Regions from separate parts of the Mus musculus genome. Here region 1 is linked to region 2. Evidence: chromatin contacts called from ENCODE Hi-C or POLR2A ChIA-PET data. All regions are on one chromosome and are shown on one strand. The core of a region is the stretch at or near the end of the contact, and the rest is flanking DNA. Distances in the headings are between cores, read along the strand shown. Region 1 holds the start of 9330133O14Rik (RIKEN cDNA 9330133O14 gene). Region 2 holds the start of Map1lc3b (microtubule-associated protein 1 light chain 3 beta).

The links. Hi-C counts contacts between places; a loop is a spot of excess contacts on that map. ChIA-PET counts read pairs that join two places held with the same protein, here RNA polymerase II (POLR2A).
Region 1: a map of T-helper 17 cell shows a loop between it and region 2 (3-fold over the local background). The contact joins the promoter of 9330133O14Rik here to the promoter of Map1lc3b in region 2. A Hi-C loop is called at or near these places in 1 of 37 maps with a recorded cell type or tissue (T-helper 17 cell). POLR2A ChIA-PET finds 5 or more read pairs at or near these places in 1 of 5 experiments (Patski).

Annotation. Positions count from the first base shown.
Region 1 is chr8:122,439,606-122,446,479 of GRCm38, reverse strand. It overlaps 9330133O14Rik (RIKEN cDNA 9330133O14 gene), which reads right to left and starts at 2,824. Exons shown (of 1, transcript NR_045696.1): 1 at 4-2,824. Mvd (mevalonate (diphospho) decarboxylase) reads left to right here and starts at 3,058. Exons shown (of 10, transcript NM_138656.2): 1 at 3,058-3,186; 2 at 6,228-6,298; 3 at 6,728-6,842. The coding sequence starts at 3,114. It overlaps Gm51557 (a long non-coding RNA gene), which reads right to left. Exons shown (of 3, transcript XR_003947483.1): 2 at 6,208-6,874; 3 at 5,784-6,033. It overlaps Gm20735 (predicted gene, 20735), which reads left to right. Exons shown (of 3, transcript NR_015497.2): 3 at 839-1,212.
Region 2 is chr8:121,584,844-121,592,462 of GRCm38, reverse strand. Map1lc3b (microtubule-associated protein 1 light chain 3 beta) reads right to left here and starts at 2,025. Exons shown (of 4, transcript NM_026160.5): 1 at 1,899-2,025. The coding sequence starts at 1,938.

The sequences.
Region 1 (6,874 bases), core at 1,575-4,074, 850 kb before region 2:
AAGTTCACACGGAGGAATTAACAAGTTTATTTGGCTTACTGATAGAGCAATGGGTAATGGGTTATAGGCAGGAACATGGGTGAAGTCAAAGCAGCCGCACTGGTGGGTCTGCACCCAGCACAGATGATGCCCCACCCCACCCCACCTCCAGTCCCTGTCCCCTGCTGTGGCTATGTAGCTGGACACCTCCCACCCTAGTCTTCCCCACACAAATACTCCAGCTCCTCTCCAAGATGTGACGCTACATGCACTTTTGGCAGAATTGCATACAGCTGTTTGGAAGGAGTGGCTGGCTGCTCAGGTAAGGCTGCCTAACTCCTGAAGATGTGGAAGTTTGGCGCATACCTGTTTAAAGGCCATGTTGGGCTGTGGTCACAGAGGCCAAACAAAGGAGGGCCTTTAGAGGTCGCCCAGTGCAGTGGCCTGATTTGTCAGGGCCAAGTGACAGGGGCCAAAATCCAGGCAAAGAACAAGCCAGGGGGAGCGGGAAGGAAGGAACAATGACTCCTGAGGGCTGGTGCCCAGGAACCCGCACAGGTCAGAGGAGGGCTTGGTGACGACCCTCCCGGCCTGAGGAAGGAAGGGATTTGCTTCTTGTGGCAGGGCAAGGAAATTCCAGCCTGGGGTGGGCCCGACCATTTCTCCTTCCCCTCTGCTCAATGCAACTTTCCTTCCTCCCCTAGTTCTGCCCAGGCCCCAAACCTCCCCTCGGACCTTTGCTACCTTAGCCCCCCTAAACACAGCTGCCAGCCTACAGTCACCCACATGATTGGCTGCGCATGCCAGCCAGCCCTGCACTGAGCTGTTTCTTGTTTTTTTTGTTTTTGTTTTTGACAAGGAACCAGAACCCTTGGATGAAATCTACCTCTCTACCAGTCTCTATGGTTACCCAGGCCGGCCAGGTGCTCTGGAACAACTCTGACCTCTGAAGACTTCTCTAGGGAACTGAGTTCAAAGGGACAAGCGACAGGGGCACAGAAATCCACAAACAGCATCCTCCCTTTTGAGGTTGCTTTTAGAGGTTTTCTGTCCCCAGTGCCTGGGCTGGGAACCACAGCTGCACGTTGGTCCCCTCTGCTGGCCTGTTCAGACCAAGCTCTGAGGTGCAAGCAGATGGTCACTCAGCCCTGGTGGACTCTCCTCCCTTCATGTCTCATGCATGTGTGTATCCCTGACCTAACAGTGAACTTCACAAACATGACAGACATTTACAACATTTGATGAGTAGAGAGATGACCTACTACTGACTCTTAGCTTCAAAGTATATGGGGTTTCAGGTACTGGTGTCCTTCAGCTCATGAGGTGACCTTGGTCTCTGTACCTGATAATGTACAAAAATACCCATGGGTGAAACTATTCATTCCGGAGTAAATTAATTGTTCTCTTCTTTCTTTAACTTATTGTTTTTATTTTTTAGAGACAGGATCTCACAGTGAACTTCTGGCTGGCCTTGAACTCACAGAGACATCCTCCCCCCTTCTTCTTCTTTGGGTTTATTTATTTAGGTTTTTTCAAGACATGGTTTCTGTGTAGCCCTGGAACTTACTCTGTAGATCAGGCTGCCCTGGAATTTACAGAAATCCACCTGACCTCTGCCTCCTGAGTGTTGGGATTAAACACACCACCTTTCTGCTGGTGTGTGTGTGTGTGTGTGTGTGTGTGTGTGTGTGTGTGTGTATGAAGCAGAAAAGTTATTGCAAGAGAAATTGAAAATACGAGCCATCTCACAAGCCACAAGGAAACAATAGTGAACTCCCATTGGTCAGCTGTCAGCCTGACTGACAGGCTGTCTACTGTGGCGCAGAAGGCCTATTCACACACTCTCGCTCTAGCAGAGAGAGCTGAGCAATCGATCCAGCTTCCAAGATGGCAGCCGGCCAACAGCTATCAACATCGCCCCAGGCACATAGCTGCTTGGCTGGTTCATCCACTTCTAGGAATCTACGCAAGCACTCTTATACACAATGCAAGGAAAGTCCGGTGCATGGCTTCCAAGGGGGACGGCTTGAGTCAATTACCGACGGTCTAGACAAACAAGGAAGCTGTTTTGGTGTGCAGCTGGAAAGTGTCCAAGAAACTCAGACGTAGAAAAAGCAGCATGGAAAAAAAAAGCAACTCCCATTCACTGTGTAGAAAATGTCAGCCAGAAGGCTGTGAAAGGATTAGGTACCATCCACACTCCTAGGAACAGAACTGGTGGCCTGGGTGGGTATCGTGTGCTCGCACATCTTCGGAACTCTAAGCCATTCAACAGCCACGATTTTACAGGAGGTGGAACCAGGAAGTTGTATCTGTTTCTGTTGGAGAATGGATGGTTAGTTCTGGAAACAGAGGTGACGGTTGTATCAAGTAAATATACTAAAGGTCACTAAACTGTACCGTAAGAATGACACAGAAATGTGCCGATCCATTTCAGCTACGGAAAAAAAAAAAAAAAAAACGACAAAATTCTTGCTTGTGTGGAGCTTGGGAGAGAAAATGCCCATCTCGGATGCAGTACATCCGCCGGCGCGGCGGCTGGACACCTCAGGCAAGCTGTGAGACCCCAGACTGTGGGACCAGGAGACTGGAGGTTGTGACAAGAGAAGTCAGATTGTGAATGTAGAAGATTCCAGGATGTGGGGCTCGGGCGCGACCTTGGGCTGCGGATCCCTCCGGATTCACCGTCTAGTGAGCTTTTCATGCAGCGTAGAGGCTAGATGCGTATCCTTTTTCAGCTCCGCTGTTTCAGCAGCAGATGGCCCCGCTGTCCCGACGGTCACTCAGGCTATCCAGTGGTGCTTGTGCCAGAAGGAGGAACCTTTGTAAGAAGGAGGCCTCCTACGCCTGCGCAGATACCACCTCCTGCGCATGCGTAGATTCCACTCCCTGAGCGGACCCCGCCTCTCGCTCGCAGCCACGAGCTTGCAGGCACCGGGGGCGGGCTCAGTGTCAGCCGCACATCATTCGATCCTGTCCATAGGCTAAAAAGTGGATCATGGGCTCGGCCTGTCGCCTATTGGACAGCACGGGAAAAGCCCGGCCAGCGGGCCAATCATATGGCAGCGCGTGAGTCTGTAGACACCGGGTAATCGGTGCTGGGCTCTCTAGCTCGGGACTCCAGCATCTCAGTTATGGCCTCAGAAAAGCCTCAGGACCTAATGGTCACCTGCACGGCGCCGGTCAACATCGCAGTTATCAAGTACTGTGAGTGCTGGAGACAACAGTCACCTCGGCCGGGATCGGGGCATAGAGCTGGAGGCTGTAGTCACTGGGACCCCTGGGCTCGAGGGTCGGGTTCCAGAGTAGCTGGGCTGGAAAGGGGATCCTCCAGGCTGGAATGAGGGGGAAGTTCGCCACCGTCAGATCCATGGGCACAGTGGTGGAAATGGGGGTTACTACAACCAGGATCGGGGAGCCTGGGAGTTGGAGACCGGGGCACAGGTGCCGGGATCGATGTGCACAGGGCTGGAGATGAGGGTCACTGCTGCCGGGATTCAGGGTCCTAGGGCTGGAGGGAAAGACCAATGTCCCGGATCTGGAGTAGCTGGGCTGGAGAAGGCTGGGAGGGTAGCTCAGGGATGAAGGGGGCGTTGCCATGCAGGGATCCGAGGGGCGCTGGTGAGGGGCAGATCTTCCTCCCTCCCTGGTGACACTTGTAAACTGGGGAGGTATTGCCGGGACCAGGGCTTCTCACCCCAGTCTCCCTCTGCTCTTCCTTCCACCGTGGTCATTTAGAAGTGGATCCACGCAGCCTGTAGATTCTTGAGTTTGGCTCGTTTCAGTACGCACGCTCTTCCCGAGGATTATCCAGGTGGACGCAGCAGGATTTCATTGCCCACTGTTGCTTAGGCCCTAGAACAGGGGCTCTGTTGTTACCAGGAAAACTGCTGCCACATTTATGGGCAGGTTTTGGTGTGAACTTTCATCCTTCCTAGGAAGAATGCCCTGGCAGCTCTGGGAGAACAAGAGTCAGTTCTTCATTCTGTTAATGATCTGTGGGTTCCCTGGGGTGGCAGTACCCAGCTGGTATTCCCACCAGTGCTACGCCAACCCTTAAGATTTAATTAATTTATTTAATGTATATGAGTACATTATAGTTGTGAACCTTCATGTGGTTGTTGGGGATTGAATTTAGTACCTTTGCTTGCTCCAGTCAACCCCAGCTCTCTCTGGCCCAAAGATTTATTTATTATTATAAATAATTATTATAAATAATTACACTGTAGCTATTTCAGGTGCACCACAAGAGGGGGTCAGATCTCATTACAGATGGTTGTGAGCCACCATGTGGTTGCTGGGATTTGAACTCAGGACCTTTGGAAGAGCAATCGGCGCTCTTATCCACTGAGCCATCTCTCCAGCTCCCCATTTCTTACTTCATCTCTTTGCGGGCCATTTCTTCTTTGCGTGGTTGCTGCTTGGAGCACTTCCATGGTGGCTGCTTTAAAGCCTTTGCCAGCAGTTGCAGCATCTCTAGACACTTCAACGTTAGTGTCTTTTGGTTTTTGTCTCAGTGTGAGATCCTCCTTTTTGGTGTGACATGATTTGGGGTGAGATCTAATGGTTTTCTGCTGTGCACTGAGACTCAAGTCCTATTAAAACCTTTAGCTGGGCCTGGAGAGATGGCTTAGTGATTAAGAGCACTGACTGCTCTTCCAGAGGTCCTGAGTTCAATTCCCAGTAACCACATAGTGGCTCACAACCATCTGTAATGGGATCCTCTGGTGTGTCTGAAGACAACAACAGTGTACTCACATACATGAAATAAATAAATAAATCTTTTAAAAAACAAAGCATAACCTTTAGCTATTGGAGGAGGGACACCACCTCTTTTATGGCAGACAGATAGATACACCTACTTTGTATGATACTTGTTCCTGCTGGGGCTCTGTAGGGTTCCTGCAGGAGCCATCAGGCCTCCTCTGGAAACTGCAGGCCAGGCTGGGAGAAGCATCCATCTGCCCTGTGGATGAAGTCCAGGTGGCCAGCTGAGCCAGGGCAGCCTGCTGTCCTTCAGGGAGGAAAGTGTGGAACTCCCAGGCTAACAGAGCCTTGGAACAAGGGCAGGGCTGAAACAAACAAAGTTTGTCGCACTCAGCTGCCTGGGTTTTCTTGATGCAAGTGTTGCTGACCTGGGACCAGTGGGCAAGAAGAAACCCACATAAGTGTACCCAAAGCCAAGTCGGGCAGTGGTGGCACATGCCTTTAATCTCAGCACTTGGGAGGCAGAGGCAGGAGGATTTCTGAGTTCGAGGCCAGCCTGGTCTACAGAGTGAGTCCAGGACAGCCAGGGCTACACAGAGAAACCCTGTCTCCAAAAATCAAACAAACAAACAAAAAAAAATAGTGTACCCAAAGCCATATACCCTAGCGGTGCCTACATCTGAGGCCCCAGGGTCTTCCTTCCTGTCTTGTATAGGGCAGCTGGGCTTCAGCCTTAGGCCATAGGGCATCCGCTCTGTGTTCTTCAGAGCAGCCCTGTGGTTCCAGGAGAGCTACCTGTGTGCAGATGTCTGTCTGTAGGCAGCAAAGGGTGAAATCACCTGCCCAGTGGGTCTTTTGTTATCGCCTGGCCAAACAACTCCTAATTAGCCAAGCATGTGCAGAAACCCGACATAAGTGTGATGCTACAAGCTAAGAGCTGCGGGCACCCTCAGATATCTGCGCCTCAGGCTTTCTGGGACATTTTTTTTTTTAAAAGATTTATTTATTATTAAATCTGAGTACACTGTAGCTGTCTTCAGATGCTCCAGAAGAGGGCGTCAGATCTCATTACGGATGGTTGTGAGCCACTATGTGGTTGCTAGGATTTGAACTCAGGACCTTTGGAAGAGCAGTCGGTGCTCTTAACCACTGAGCCATTGCTCCAGCCCTTTCTGGGAGATTTGACTGTGCTTGGGGTCGCGGGAGTCCTGGGCAGAGGGGCCGTTCTGATCGGTACCATCTGGGACACGGTCAGGACCCGGACTCCTCTGGGCGGACAAGCAGGTGGAGGAGATAGACCACCAGCCACATAGGCACATGATTCCTGGTAAACGCCCTCGGCTGTATCTGGGCAGTGAGAGAAAGAAGGAGGAAGTGTGAATTAGAAGTGGACTGGTCCCCTACCTCCACTGTGCTCTGGGAAGGTTCACTGAGCTTTGAGTCTGCTGCCAATTTAGGAGGTCTTCCTGAGGTTGTGTAGTGAGAGGGGATGGAGCACTGAGGGGAGGACCAGGAACTCACTGCTTCGGTTGTTGTTTCAGGGGGGAAGCGAGATGAAGCGCTGATCCTGCCCATCAACTCCTCCCTGAGCGTCACGCTGCACCAGGACCAGGTGATTGTGCTCTGGTGGCTGGAATGGGGTGACTTCTCATGGGACCATAGCCGGGCCTGTGTCCTCCTAATTCCCGTTGACCATCCAATACGCGTTAACCCTTGTCTCCTCATCCACACACAGACCCAAAGCCACGGGGTTGGTTTTACGTCCGATTCCTTTACTCAAGAGGGACCAGGTGTCCATGGTTCTGTGGTGAGACAGTGCTCACCCTGACACAGCGCAGGTCAGGCCAGTATGGCTACCCTGAGGGGCTTGCCCACTTCCCTGCTGCCTAGCCAGGGCTGACCCTGGGGGCCCTTCTGACCTTCCACATGCTTGCCCAGGTGGACAGCCATACTGGCCCTAGGTAGGCTCTGAGACCTCTTGGCAGAAAGGGGTGCTTGGCGGGCATTCGTCCTCGGCACTGACCCTGGGTTTTCTTCCCAGCTAAAAACGACCACAACCGTTGCCATTAGCAAGGACTTCACAGAGGACCGCATCTGGCTGAATGGTCGCGAGGAGGACGTGGGGCAGCCACGGCTCCAGGCCTGCCTGAGAGAGAGTGAGTTGGGGTGACCTCTCCCCTCTCCCAGC
Region 2 (7,619 bases), core at 776-3,275:
ACTTGCCAGGCTGTGGTAGCACATGCCTTTATTTAATCCCAGCACTGAAGGCGGATCCCTATCGGAGTTGGAGGCCAGCCTGATCAGGGCTACATAGAGAAACCCTGTCTCAAGAAACAAACAGCCAGCCAGGCACAATGGCACACCTTCAATCCCAGCATTCAGGGGACAGACGTGAAGATCTCTTGAGTTCAAGGCCAGTCCGAGCCACACAATGAGACCCTGTTTAAATCAACCAACCAATCACTGACAGCAGAAACCCCTTGCCTTCATTGAGATGGGAGCAGGGCCAGAGATCTAAGGGCAGAAATGGTTAAAGCTGGTAAGAGGAGACTTGCAGGGTCCACCACAACTATAAAGGGAAAGTCAGGAATAGTTGTCTTTACTAAAGCAAACAAGGGTCCAAACTGAAGGCCTAGAGGATCTGCCCAGCCCTGGCTGGCTGTAGGGCCAGGGAACTAGGAGGCAACCTGCAAGAGCTGAGACACTTTTTAAGCAGACAGCTGTGCAGAGGCCAATAGCCTGTACTGAAGCCACCTAGGTGTGTAGTTGAGAGGGAGGGTCTCGCTGCATCATCTCCAAGGCTGGGACTAAAGGCGTGGATCACCACCCCTGGCAGCAGCAATGCCTTCACAGGGATGGGAATTCTCCCCGGGGCTATTTATTTAGGCTGAGCAAACAAGCTTTCCTGCGGATACACACCCAGTAACCTGGAGTTTAGGACCGTTTTGGGGGTGGGGAAGCAAACACTGGATCACCCCAGAAAAACTCAGTGGAACCACTTGAGAAGCCTGAAATCACGTGATCAGTTCTAAACTTGGGAAATTGGGCGCGTCCTTCTAAGAATCTGCAAGCCTACACGGGCCTCCTGGCTGCCAGTCTCCTTCCTTACAGCACTGGGGATGATCGCTGCTTACTGGAAGTGTAAGAATTTATAACAGAAAGCTAATGGGACTCTGCCACTAGGCGGACCCTGAGCTTCACCGCCCTAAGCCCCACCCAGGTGCTTCAGCTACAAAGGGTCGGTTTGGGGTGAGCCCTACCTAAATCCATCCACCTTGTAAACATTCCCGCAGTCTGGATAGTGGAAACTCTAGAGCTCCAACCTAAATCCCTCCAAACTCACTGGAAAGGAGCAAGACCGGTCCTGGCCTCCTCAAAGGGGCCGCTTTGAACATCTGTGTGGGGAACCTCTCAACTGTCAGTGCCCACCAGTTTAGGTCCAATAAAGTCAAAAAGCAAAGGAAAGCCGCAGCAATCGGATGCCCGCGCTTTCTTCAGAATAGCTGGGTTAGGGAGAGAGGGAAGGCAATCTAGAGAAAAACAATCGCAAGCCAGATGGAGCTTCGGAGAGATTACCCCCGGCCACTCTGGGGACCCGCGTCAGAGCTAATGTTTGTGCACGGCTCATTTTCCCCAACCCACACTCCTTTCTTGAGGGCTGTTCCAGAATAACTTAAGATCAGTACAAGCAAACAAAACAAAACAGCTGTTAAGTTTCCGTTATGAGACAAAGGCCACCCCCCCCTCCACACACACACATATGCCCAAGACGACTTCGGGTGCAAAGGCGGCTGGGTGCTGCTCCGAGGCTTGCGGGGCGCCCGGACCTGGGGCCCACGAAGGACACAGCCAAGCGCGCAGAGCCTGCGGTACCCTACGCCACCGGGGTCGGGCCTCCAGTCCCGCAGGGGACGCCGAGCCCATCGGCGACCGACGGCCAAGGCGACGCTGAGCACCCGAGCTACCCCGGAGACCGAACCCCCCCGAGACCAATATCCCACTGGCTGCGTCGCTCCGGGCCCCGCCGGGTCTCGGCCCCGCAAGACACCACCGGCGTCCGGGCATTCAGCGCTCCCGGCACCCGGATCTCCCATCCCCGGGCCCGCGGGGCTCACCAAAGCTCCGGCGCTGCTTGAAGGTCTTCTCGGACGGCATGGCGCGCGGGGGTCCCGAGCCAGACGATCTGACTCCGGCGACGATCACTTCCCTTGTGTGTGTCTCAGTCCGCAGCCGAGTCAGGTGACTCGCGGCGCGTCACCGAGGGTGGGGCCGAGGGCGGCCCCCGAGAGCGGCCATGACAGGCGTGGCGGAAGCTCGGCGGCGCGCAAGCGTGCACGCGCCCAAGCCATGCGCCTGCGCCTACGCCAGCTACGCTGGGCGCTCGCTGGGCACACGCTGGGCGAGCATCTGTTAACTGTCTGCGTGGGTCGGGCGCTGGTGCGATGGAGTCCTGCAGACTTCATTCCCCTTCAGTCCTTGCATGATCCAGCTGGTGGTCCAATGTCCGCTCCCTTGCCGCTGTATTTGATATTCCTAAATTCTACCCACCCCCAACCCAAATAACAAAAAACTGACTTGTGGTCTTGCCTGCTAAATCTTTACGATTATGGAGACGTCTGGAGACTTATGGTTGGATCTGATCTTGTGGCTCTTCCCCTGCGAGTCTTGTGCTGCCATAAACACAAGTATTTACTCCTAAGTCGAAGTCGCAGAGAAGCAAGGTCTTAGGGACTACAGACTTGTCACTGGAGGGCAAGATCAATGACTTGTTCCAGCAAAAAGAAAGACGATGACAACACCTGCTGTGCAACCTGTCCACTCTCTCTTCCCATAAAAGCCCTTTTATGTGTCTGAGCTTGCTGAGCATGGAATTTGAGGGGCATGGCTCACCTATCTTTCCAGGGTGCTAGCCCATGTGTGCCCTCATTTCCTTACTACCACCTATCACGTTTTTTGTTTTTTTAGATTTTTTTGGTTGGTGAGCAATCAGACTGTGTCCAGGAACTGCAGCAGAGGCCTGATCCCGACAGGATCCACCTTGGAAAGCCACAGAGCACAGTTCTGTCCCAAGAGCTTTATCTCAGCTGTCCCTTCTCAGACAGATCCTTCTACCTCAGGTGACCCCAGGGTGGCTTTATCACAGGCATGTCCTCACTTTGACTCCTGCTGAGCCTGGGCCTGATTACAGGCTAGGACAGGTTTCAGTCTCCTCAGGCCAGGCCAATGGTCAGTCAGCCACGGTTTAGCACTTTCTCTGGGCCTCAAGCTACTTCCTATCTTCAGTTTGTAGGAGCAGGTGACAGACAGGTCTAGAGTGTGGAGCAGCCACCTCACCCCCATCCCACCCCCAGTGATGCCACATCTGAGCCAGCCTTGTGACCCTGCAGACCTACCACCTGACACTGTACTATCCCTACAGCCCAGACTTCCTCCTTTAAATGGAAATAACCTTCTTCAAGTGCTGTTTGTCCAAGGGATCTTCTACATCTCTGTGACCGGGAAAAGCTGAAAACACATTATGGAGTGAAATCCTGAGGGCTGGTTACTTTCCTTTGTTTGCTTGCTTTGCATTGTTAATTGCCCGAACTTTGTTGTTTTGTATGAAGCTTCTGGTCTGAGGTGCAAGAGACCAGGCTAAAAGTCAAAATGGAAGCCAGATCTGGTGTCCCAAGGCATGTCATCCTAGCACACTGGAGACTGAAGCAGGCTTATCAGAAGTTCAAGGCCAAGTGGGACTCGGTGCCTAGGCCTTTATCTCAGTGTCCAGAAGGGAGATGCAGTCTGGTTTCTGTGAGTCTGAAATAGCCTGTTCTACACAACAAATTCCTACATTGTGAGAACCTGTCTCACAAGGAGAAGAAGGGTGGCACGCATGGGACTGGTGAGATGGTCCGGTGGTTAAGAACACTGGCTGCCAGAGAAACCCTGTCTTGAAAAACCAAAAAAAAAAAAAAAAAAACAAAACAAAAAAACCAACCACCACTGGCTGCTCTAGTTGAGGACCTGGATTTGGTTCTCAGACCCACATGGCAGCTCAGCTGTAACTCCCACTCTGGGGGATCTAACATCCTCTTCTGGTCTCCTCAGGCAAGGGCACACACATGGTACATATGTAAACATACAGGCAAACACTCATACACATGAAGTCTTGAAGTAAAAACCTTTAAAAAAGCTGAGCGTGGTGGTGCACGACTTTAATCCCAGCACTCGGGAGGCAGAGGCAGGCAGATTTCTGAGTTCGAGGCCAGCCTGGTCTACAAACTGAGTTCCAAGACAGCCAGGGCTTTACAAAGAAACCCTGTCTGGGTGGGTGGGTGGGGGGGAGACACAACCAACCAACCAACCAACCAAGCCAACAAAGCAATAAAATTCCAAGGTCACCCTCAGCTATCAGATAACTCCCAAGTCCCTCCCTTTGAGACAGGGTCTCTCTGTGAATCCCTGACTGTCCTTGAACTCTCTCTGTAGACCAGAGCTGGAATTAAAAGTTTGAGCCACCATGTCCATTGTAACCCTATATCAAAAGATAAAAGAATGTGGTGGTGGCACACGCTTTTAATCCCAGCAGTTGGGAGGCAGAGGCAGGCAGATTTCTGAGTTTGAGGCCAGCCTGGTCTACAGAGTGAGTTCCAGGACAGCCAGGGCTATACAGAGACACCCTGTCTTGGGGGGAAAAGAAAAAAAGATGGAGTCACTCTAAAATGTATTGTCCATGCATAAATTAAAACTGCTACAAGCTGGGTGTAGTGGCCCAAGCCTTTAACCCAGCACCTGGGATGAAGAAGGAGGCAGATCTGGCCTATATATAAGTTCCAGGACAGAGTTTTACAGTGAGACCCTATGTAACAAGTTTCAAACAAAACACCACGCCCCCACCACCACCACAAACTGACAGAACCAGGATTTGTAGAACCATTACCCCCAGCAGGTTCTTCAGCTAGCACAGAAGGCTCTAAGATAGTCTGTTTTTTTTGTTTGTTTTGTTTTGTTTTTGTTTTTTTGTTTTTGTTTTTGTTTTTTTGAGACAGGGTTTCTCTGTGTAGCTCTGGCTGTCCTGGAACTCACTTTGTAGACCAAGCTGGCCTCGAACTCAGAAATCCACCTGCCTCTTCCTCCCAAGTGCTGGGATTAAAGGCGTGCACCACCACTGCCCGGCTCTCTAAGATAGTCTGATGTCAGTCAGTTTTCTATTGTCCATCCCCACTTGGGAAGGAAAATGACTTTGGAATGACCTGGATAACGCTGCTGGCTTAGCATGGTGGTTTGCCCGATTTTGATGCTTTCCTCAGCCTTTCTCCTGTCAATAAAACCCCCTTCCTTGCACCTGGCTCAGGAAAACACAGTCCTGGTGTGTGTGGGATGAACCGTTGCCTGACCTCACAACAGAAAACAAAGCCAATTAAAAATGTCAGGGCCCCATAAGATGAGGCCAAATGGTGTGGTGGTCTCGATCTGTGCAAGACTCAGGGTTTGGTCCCTAAAGGAACTAAAGGAAGTTGTAGCTTTTTTCAAATTGTAGCTATATTCTATAACAACAAAGGAGCTACTTACCCCTCCAGGTGTTTGTGATAATAAACCTTACTTTGCTGACATTTTACCAACTGCTGCTGTGTAAGACTTTTTGTTTGTTTTGGCCGGGATTTGGCTTTAAGCCTAGCACTTGGGAGGCACAGGTAGGTGGATCTATGAATTCAAGTCCAGTCTGCTCTACCAAGTTCCAGGACAGCCAGGGAAACCCTGTTTGGTCAAACCAGAGAGACAGAGACACAGAGAGAAATAAGCTTTTTGTTTGTATTGCTGAACTGTACAAAATGCAGGAAAGGCAATGTTTGTGGAAGTGGGCAAAGGGAAGGAGACGCGTCTTCTCCCAAGCCACTCCAGAATCCCAGGCCTCCGTCTTTTCAGTCGAGAGCCTCGGGGCTGATGCGCAGAGTTGCACTTTTGTCTTGCAATGTTTGTCTACACCTTTGAAAGCCACCCCAAGTTCTCATTGCAGTGTGAACCTAGAAACATATATCCTAACCATGCGCCTTGAGAAGAAAACAAATCAAACATGGGGGTGGGTGGGGTTTGGGTGGGGGTCAGCGGTGCTTTACAAGGCTCACCTACCCTCTGGGAAAAAGGCTCTCTTTTTTTTTTCTTTCTTCTTCTTCTTCTTCTCTCTCTTTTTTTTTTTCGGTTTTTCGAGTCACGTAGGAGATCCCAGTCACCAGATTGTTTGGGTTTTTTTCTAGTAGCGCAAGACTTACTGAATCAGGGTCAGACACCCACTAGGCAAGTAAGCCACCACGCTCAGTAGTGGGGTGCCTGCCAGTTTCCAAAAGACCCCGCGCTCCAATCCCAATCAAAACCCGAATGAAAGATGCACAATTTTTAAGATACAGAGTATGGCTTATTTACATGTGTGACTTTCATCTGAATGTATTCCTGAGATAGTTCTCATACAGTAGAAAGAAGAGAACACAAGAGTTTCTATTGGTTTATTCTATTTACTCAGGGGATTTCTGGTGCTTTTAAATTTAGCTGCTAACTGGGCATGGTGGGCACACCGTTAATCCCACCACTCTGGATGCAGATTCTGGACGGTTTCTGCGACTTCCTTGCCATCCGGGTCTACATAATGCGCCTTTGTCTAAAAAATAAGTAACAATAAAAACAAGCATATCGCCGGGCGTGGCGGCGCACGCCTTTAATCCCAGCACTCCGGAGGCAGAGGCAGAGGCAGGCGGATTTCTGAGTTCGAGGCCAGCCTGGTCTACAGAGTGAGTTCCAGGACAGCCAGGGCTATACAGAGAAACCCTGTCTTGAAAAACAAACAAACAAAATACCCAAGGATCTCAACCAAACTGCTCATTCTTTAGCCCGGACAGTGGCGCTTTACAAGTTTCCACCCCAGTGCCAGTTCATACGAGTAGACCAGTGACAACTAGAAACCAATGCTCTTAGCCAGCTGAGGGGCGGGGTACCATTCAGGAACACGGGGAGCCGGAAGTCAAAACAACGGAAGCCGGGCGGACCCTTCCGGCCGCAGAGCAGATCTGAGCGCCACACTCAACATGGAGAACACGAGGCCCCGAGCCTGCTCCGGGCTGCCGGGCCTGCGCACGACTCGCCCCGCCCACACCTCTTTTTCATTGGAGGAAGCCGCACGTCGGCTTTGTTGTCTGGGAAACTATTGGCCAGCGATGCAGTCAATCGCCGCGTCACCTGCTCTTCTGAACAAGTAAACAAGAATTGCTCAAGATCGTCGAGGGGAGCAGGGCATCTTGTCCCGTAGGGACGGCGGCCTTGGCGGGATGGGGTCACCTGGGTGCTACCCGGTCGGGGCTTCGGCGTCGTCCGGGACATACACCCCACAGAGCCCTTCAGGCTAGCAACGTGGTTGCGCCTCGGTTGCATCCCGGAGCCTGGTGCAGGGCCTTTCCCCACTTCGTACCACACTACTGGGCGAATAGACGCTTCTTTTCACCATGGTTTTTTGTTTGTTTGTTTGGTTGGTTGGTTGGTTTTTCGAGACAGGGTTTCTCTGTATAGCCCTGGCTGTCCTGGAACTCACTCTGTAGACCAGGCTGGCCTCGAACTCAGAAATCCGCTTGCCTCTGCCTCCCAAGTGCTGGGATTAAAGGCGTGCGCCACCACACCCGTCTATCACTGTTTTTATTTATTCGAAAGGTCTCATATTGTAGACCACGTTGGTCTCGAACTTTCCTCTCTCCTGCTACCTCAGCCTTCTGGGTGCTGATATTGCAGGCGTGAGCCACCACGATTACCCAAAGTCGACACTTGTGGGTTTTTTTTGTCCTGGGCTTGACTTCCAACTTCAGTGTAGCCACGGG